Linked DNA regions of Homo sapiens: region 1 is linked to region 2. A link is a contact called in ENCODE POLR2A ChIA-PET data. All regions are on one chromosome and are shown on one strand. Each heading gives the region's core, a stretch centred on a gene start or an enhancer-like site at or near the end of the contact. The rest is flanking DNA. Distances are from core to core; before and after follow the strand shown. Region 1 overlaps P4HA1 (prolyl 4-hydroxylase subunit alpha 1). Region 2 has its middle 15 kb from the start of MCU.

Region 1 (3,507 bases), core at 106-2,605, 360 kb after region 2:
CTGTGCCACTGCACTCCAGCCTGGGCGACAGAGTGAGACCCTGTCTCCGAAAGAAAATAAAGTAAAATAAAATAAATAAATAAATACACACATATACATATATATCATGTTACATTCATGATATCATAAATACCGTATTGTAGGAAATCATCACTTCAGAGTAAAAAAATGAAAATCACTTTCCCACCAGAATCAAAAAAGCTTTTCTACCACTCTAAACAGATTATTGTTTATTTGCATAGGTCATTATTTATATTACTTTAACTAGACTTTATGAGTTCACTTAACTATCTTTTCAGAGCACAAAACTGAATGTTTACATTTCAAAAACTTCAAATTCCATTTCTCTGATCTACCCAAAATTATTAGCTTTTTCATTTACAAGCTGTAGTAAATTCTTAGGGTTTTTATTTGCTTTTTTTTTTTTTTTTTTTTTTGAGACGGAGTCTCGCTCTGTCGCCCAGGCTGGAGTGCAGTGGCGGGATCTCGGCTCACTGCAAGCTCCGCCTCCCGGGTTCACGCCATTCTCCTGCCTCAGCCTCCCAAGTAGCTGGGACTACAGGCGCCCGCCACTACGCCCGGCTAATTTTTTGTATTTTTAGTAGAGACGAGGTTTCACCGTTTTAGCCGGGATGGTCTCGATCTCCTGACCTCGTGATCCGCCCGCCTCGGCCTCCCAAAGTGCTGGGATTACAGGCGTGAGCCACCGTGCCCGGCCTTTATTTGCTTTTTAATAGTGGAAAAGACAGAGATGACTTGCCAAAAGTTAACAGATTGTCAGTAACATAAGTAAAGCCTTTTTTGGCTGGATGCAATGGCTCGCGCCTGTAATACCAATACTCTGGGAGGATCACTTGAGCCCGGGAGTTTGAGACCAGCCTAGGCAATATAGTGAAACCCTGTCTCTACAAAATAAAAAATTAAAAATTATCCAAGCATGGTGGTGAGCACCTGTATTCCCAGCTACTCGGGAGACTGAGGTAGGAAGATCACTTCTGCCCAGGAGTTGGAAGGAGCAGTGAGCTATGATCATGCCACTGGACTTAGGCCTAGATGACAGAGCAAGACCCTGCCTCTTAAAAAAAAAAAAGCCTTTTTTGTTTTATGGGTTTGTTTGTTTTTTGAGTCTCGCTCTGTTGCCCAGGCTGGAGTGCAGTGGCGCAATTTCAGCTCACTGCAAGCTCTGCCTCCTGGGTTCCTGCCGTTCTCCTGCCTCAGCCTCCCCAGTAGTTGGGACCACAGGCACCCGCCACCATGCCCGGCTAATTTTTTTGTATTTTTAGTAGAGATGGGGTTTCACTGTGTTAGCCAGAACGGTCTCGATCTCCTGACCTCGGGATCTGCCCGCCTGGGCCTCCCAAAGTGCTAGGATTACAGGCGTGAGCCACCATGCCCCGCCTGTTTTATGTTTTTTAAATACTAAAGGAGTTCCAAAAATATTTTGCCAAAAAAATTCTATTTGCTGAAATGCTGGAACAAATTATTACTTCCACTGAAAGTGATGTCATCGCTTAGACAGTTCTCTAAATACAGATATTTGAAATTCCTTTCTAAATCATTCAAAATACAGATGTTCCCAGGCTACAAGGGATTAAATTAACTGACATCAGAACACGAATTTTCTTCCATTTGGCAACTGAGATGGCCTTTTTTTTTTTTTTTTTTTTTTTTGAGACAGAGTTTTTGCTCTGTCACCCAGCCTGGAGTGCAGTGGTGCAATCTCAGCTCACTGCAATCTCTGCTTCCCAGGCTCAAGTGATCTACCCACCTAAGCCTCCTGGGTAGCTGGGACTACAGACGTGCACCATCACTCTCAGCTAATTTTTTTCTTAATTTTTTGTAAATAGAGACAAGGTCTAGCTATACTATCCAGGCTGGTCTCAAGCTCCTGGGCTCAAACCATCCTCTCACCTCAGCCTCCCAAAGTGCTGATATTACAGGCATGAGCCACCATGCCCGGCCTTCTAATGCTAGTAGCTAAATACCTTCTGCTATCATTTATAATATGTAAGTATGGTTGTACCTTTCTCAAAAATCCAATAAAACTGCTTAAGAGCTACAAAGTTAGAATATTTAAAAAATAGGTTTGAAATGTTTAGCAATATTTAGTTTTTTTTTTTAAGTGTATAGATCACTTTCCTACAGTGATTTATTTTGATTTATTGGCAACAGTCCATTGACTGTGGGCTGGATATTTCTTCAAAAGGGTCATTGCATACATAGAAAATTTCCAAAAACAAACAGTCTTCCAAAACATCGAATTCATGAATTTTTTTTTTTTTTTTTTTGAGATGGATCTCTCTCTGTCGCCAGGCTGGAGTGCAGTGGCATGATCTCGGCTCACTGCAATCTCTACCTCCCGGGTTCAAGCCATTCTCCTGCCTCAGCCTCCCGAGTAGCTGGGATTACAGGCGCGCCACCACACCCAGCTAATTTTTGTATTTTTAGTAGAGATGGGGTTTTACCATGTTTGTGAGGATGGTCTTGATCTCCTGACCTTGTGATCCACCCACCTTGGCCTCCCAAAGTGCTGGGATTACAGGCGTGAGCCACCACTCCTGGCCGTAATTTTGTTTTATATGCTTCCTAGAAGCATGCAAATCTAGAGGATTTAGCTATTTACAAACTTTATGACAAAAAATGTGTAAAACCATGCAATAATCTGATAAAATCTGTTAACAGTTTAATTTTTATTTTTTTTAAAGAAGGGGTTTTTTGTAGATATGAATTAGGTTCTGTAATAGAATGGAAAATTAGCTTAATGTAAAAATCGGGTTAATTGCAATGTTCAGAAGCACTGTAAATCATATCTCAAAACATGTCTATGCAAATTAGTTTCTGCAAATCCTTACTATCTATTAGTGTTCCTTAAGGATAATTGCTCCTGTGATTAAAATGAAAATCATATTATGGCAAATTTAAATTTTCTTCATGTCTTCTAATGGGGTTCAGGACACTCAACCCCAAAATATGGCACTGTAGCATTTGAGCAGAAGCAGGTCTCTCTGACCTTCTCCCACTCTTTTCCCCTTAAGCAGGCTATAAAAGAATTGTCTAGGCCAGGCACGGGCTCATGCTTGTAATCCCAGCACTTTGGGAGGCCGAGGCAGGCGGGTCACGAGGTCAGGAGATCGAGACCATCCTGGCTAACACGGTGAAACCCATCTCTACTAAAAATACAAAAAATTAGCCGGGCAGCAGCGGGCGCCTGTAGTCCCAGGTACTCAGGAGGCTGAGGCAGAAGAATGGCATGAACCCAGGAGGCGGAGCTTGCAGTGAGCCAAGATTGCGCCACTGCACTCCAGCCTGGGGGCGACAGAGCAAGACTCCATCCCCCCCCCAAAAAAAAAAAAAAAGAATTCTCTGACCTTCCTCTAAAGTAGTATAAGACTTTCAATCCAGAAGTATCCTCTCTCTACCTGGAAGAAATGAACATCCTTATCCTGAGACACAGAGATACCAAGAGGTATGTGAACAAACAGGCTTTGCTAAGTTTCCCCCAGTTTA
Region 2 (3,599 bases), core at 120-2,619:
CTTGAATTAATTTTTATATAAGGTACAAGGAAGGGATCCAGTTTCAGTTTTCTACATATGGCTAGCCAGTTTTCCCAGCACCATTTATTAAATAGGGAATCCTTTCCCCATTTCTTGTTTTTGTCAGGTTTGTCAAAGATCAGATGGTTGTAGATGTGTGGTATTATTTCTGAGGGCTCTGTTCTGTTCCATTGGTCTATATCTCTGTTTTGGTACCAGTACTTTGCTGTTTTGGTTACTGTAGCCTTGTAGTATAGTTTGAAGTCAGGTAGCATGATGCCTCCAGCTTTGTTCTTTTGGCTTAGGATTGTCTTGGCAATGCGGGCCCTTTTTTGGTTCCATATGAACTTTAAAGTGGTTTTTTCCAATTCTGTGAAGAAAGTCATTGGTAGCTTGATGGGGATGGCATTGAATCTATAAATTACCTTGGGCAGTATGGCCAAGCAATGTATAGACATTAGACCATTAGACATCAGATTGTGAGTCTTTTTTTTTTTTTTTTTTTTTGCAATAAGGTAGAAATGCATTTCTTCAAATGTGTCTGGGTACTATATGCCTATTTGTTTGGCATTCACCAAGGGTACTATAAGTTGAAAATGATAGTTGCAGGTAGAATCCTAAAGTTAGAACTGGGAGTTGACTTGCTATAAACGATTTCCTATGCTTTCTAAACAAGCTGGAGAAGGACGCTAGTGAATTCACTGAGCTACAAACTTTTTTTTTTTTTTTTTTTTTTTTGAGACAGGGTCTTGTTCTGTCATCTAGGCTAGAGTGCAGTGGTGTGATTCTCAGGTCACTGCAGCCGAGAATCTCTTGGGCTCAAGCAATCCTTCCACTTCAGCCTCCCAAGTAGCTGAGACTAGAGGGGAGCTACCACCACACCTGACTAATTTTTTTGAAAATAACTTTTTGTAGAAACGAGGTCTCACCATGTTACCTAGGCTGGCCTCAAATTCCTGGGCTCAGGAGATCTTTGGCAAGTTACTTCTCAATGTCACATTTGTTTTTCATTGGAAAAATGGAGGCTAGTGTAGTATTTTTCTCACGGGGATATTGTGAGGATTAAACAAGAAGTTATAATGTAATATCTATACAGCACCCAACACAACACCTTACTAACAGCTGGTACTCAATATCAAACAGTATTTCTTTCTTTCAGGTTTTAGAAAAATAGTTTAAAATCTAGAGTTAATTAACCTTCTTATGACCTTGTTAAAGGGTCTGCTTCCATATGCTGCTTGCCAGATGGCCCACTTACAAATGAGAAGCCAACAGCTCACCTGTGATAAATCAGCCCATTGAAGGTCAATGCAGTGAAGTAAACGGGGTTCGCATAACTGCGAATGTGCAACTGCACAAACTCAAGGAAGCAATTTTCAGTGACAGGGCGTGGTAGAGTGAGACAAGAAAAGCATGAGTCAGAAGACCTCAATTTGACTCAGCTCAGCACATAATACTTAACCTCTTTGAATGATTTCTTAGTTATGTGCCTTAGGGAAACTACTTAAGCTCTTTGGATCATTATTTTTCTCATCTGTAAAACTGGGATGAGAATATACAATTCATGGAGTTTTTTGTGATCACGGTGACTGCACAGAGTAGGGGCTCAGTAGATTCAGTGAGGGCTGCAGCTAGGCAGTGTGAATATTAGTTCCCTTCTCATTTTCTTTTTTTTTTTTTTTTGAGACAGAGTCTCGCTCTGTCGCCCAGGCTGGAGTTCAGTGGCGCGATCTGGGCTCACTGCAAGCTCCGCCTCCCGGGTTCACGCCATTCTCCTTCCTTAGCCTCCCGAGTAGCTGGGACTACAAGGCGCCCACCACCATGCCTGGCTAATTTTTTTGTATTTTTAGTAGAGATGGGGTTTCACCGTGTTAGCCAGGATGGTCTCGATCTCCTGAACTCATGATCCGCCCGCCTCGGCCTCCCAAAGTGCTGGGATTACAGGAGTGAGCCACCGCGCCCAGCCTCCCTTTTCATTTTCTATGGCTATTTTGGGAAAAGAGTAACAACAGCGGGAGTGCAGGCAGAGCAGTCCCTAAGCAACGTTATGATGTATGTGCTTGATACAAGTCAGTCACAAATTGTTCAGTGCACAGTAAGTTTTCACTTAATGCTGTTGATAGATTCTTGGAAACCGTGACTTTAGGTGAACTGACTATAAAAAAAAATTATCACGGCCTAATTGATATAAACAACAGTTAAGTTCCTATGGCATATATTCCTGGTCACAAAAACATCATCAAACTTGTTAATAAAGACTCAGGCCGGCCGTAGTGTCTCACGCCTGTAATCCCAACACTTGGGGAGACCAAGGTGGGCAGATTACCTGAGGTCAGGAGTTCAAGATCAGCCTGGCCAACATGGTGAAACCCTGTCTCTGCTAAAAACACAAAAATTAGCTAGGCATGGTGGCATGCCTGTAATCCCAGCTGCTCAGGAGGCTGAGGCAGGAGAATCACTTGAACCCAGGAGGGGGAGGTTGTGGTGAGCCGAGATCACACCACTGCACTCCAGCCTGGGCAACAGAGCAAGATGCAGTCTCAAAAAAAAAAAAAAAGACTCAAAACATTTCCAGTATTAAATATTGAAATAAATGTGAGCTATACATGCATTTAGGAAAGATTAGGCCAGGTGAGGTAGCTCATGCCTATAATCCCAGCATTTTGGGAAGCCAAGGTGTGCAGATAACTTGAGTCTAAAAGTTCAAGACCAGCCTGGGTGACATGGTGAAACCCCCGTTTCTACAAAAAAATACAAAAATTAGCTGAGCATGGTGGTGTGCACCTGTGGTCCCAGCTACTTAGGAGGCTGAGGTGGAAGGATCGCTTGAACCTGGGAGGTGGAGGTTGCAATGAGCTGAGATCATGCCACTGTGCTCCAATCTGGGAGACAGACCAAGACCTCCCTCAAAAAAAAAAAAAAAAAAAAAATTAATAAAAGCAAGTAAGATTTACCTATTTTTGGTGAATCAGTGAGTAACAGTGGTCATACTGGTGGTGGGTTAAACCAAGGAATAAATGTGTGCAGAGTGAAAATTGTAAGGCGCAACTCCTCCCACCACACAGGGTAAATGAGAACAAATTCAGCAGTCTCCCTGAGTGCTTTCATACCTCATTGTTTATTGTGTATTTGTATGAGTATTGTCTACTTTATTGTGTATTTGTATGATTATCATCTACTTTACGAATTTTTATTTTACAATAATTTATATTCATTCATTCATTCATTTTCCGACTCATTTATTCCAGTTCAGGGTCCTGAGTGGCCAGAGCCTATCCTGACAGCTTAGGGAACAAGGTGGGAAGCAGCCCTGGATAGGACCTTATCCCATCATAGGGCACACATATGCACGCGTGCACACATGCACACACACTCACTCAGACTAGAACAATGTAGACACGCCAGTGAACCTAATGTGCACATCTTTGGGATGTGAGAGGAAAGTAGTTGGCATGGCATGGGGAGAACCAGCAAACTCTGCACAGACAGTGACCCCAGCCAGGAATTGATTCTTTTTTTACCCCCCTCATCAGCATTGTAATAAAACAACATTGGGTGAAACAATGTTATTCTAGAATCTAAAAGGGGACCACTGTGGG

What was found. ChIA-PET counts read pairs that join two places held with the same protein, here RNA polymerase II (POLR2A).
Region 1: POLR2A ChIA-PET joins it to region 2 with 10 read pairs in WTC11. The contact joins two enhancer-like sites. POLR2A ChIA-PET finds 5 or more read pairs at or near these places in 3 of 52 experiments (GM12878, Panc1 and WTC11).

What each region holds. Positions count from the first base shown.
Region 1 is chr10:73,038,208-73,041,714 of GRCh38, forward strand. The region is part of intron 9 of P4HA1 (prolyl 4-hydroxylase subunit alpha 1); the gene reads right to left. Among named protein-coding and RNA genes, the nearest start is that of P4HA1, 57 kb to the right of the region's middle. Within about 2 kb of position 1,356, at least 4 of the 41 ENCODE cell types and tissues checked have a DNase peak (open chromatin) inside an H3K27ac peak, as active enhancers do.
Region 2 is chr10:72,675,187-72,678,785 of GRCh38, forward strand. No RefSeq gene overlaps it. Among named protein-coding and RNA genes, the nearest start is that of MCU, 15 kb to the right of the region's middle. RefSeq lists a silencer at 1,265-1,559. Within about 2 kb of position 1,370, at least 6 of the 41 ENCODE cell types and tissues checked have a DNase peak (open chromatin) inside an H3K27ac peak, as active enhancers do.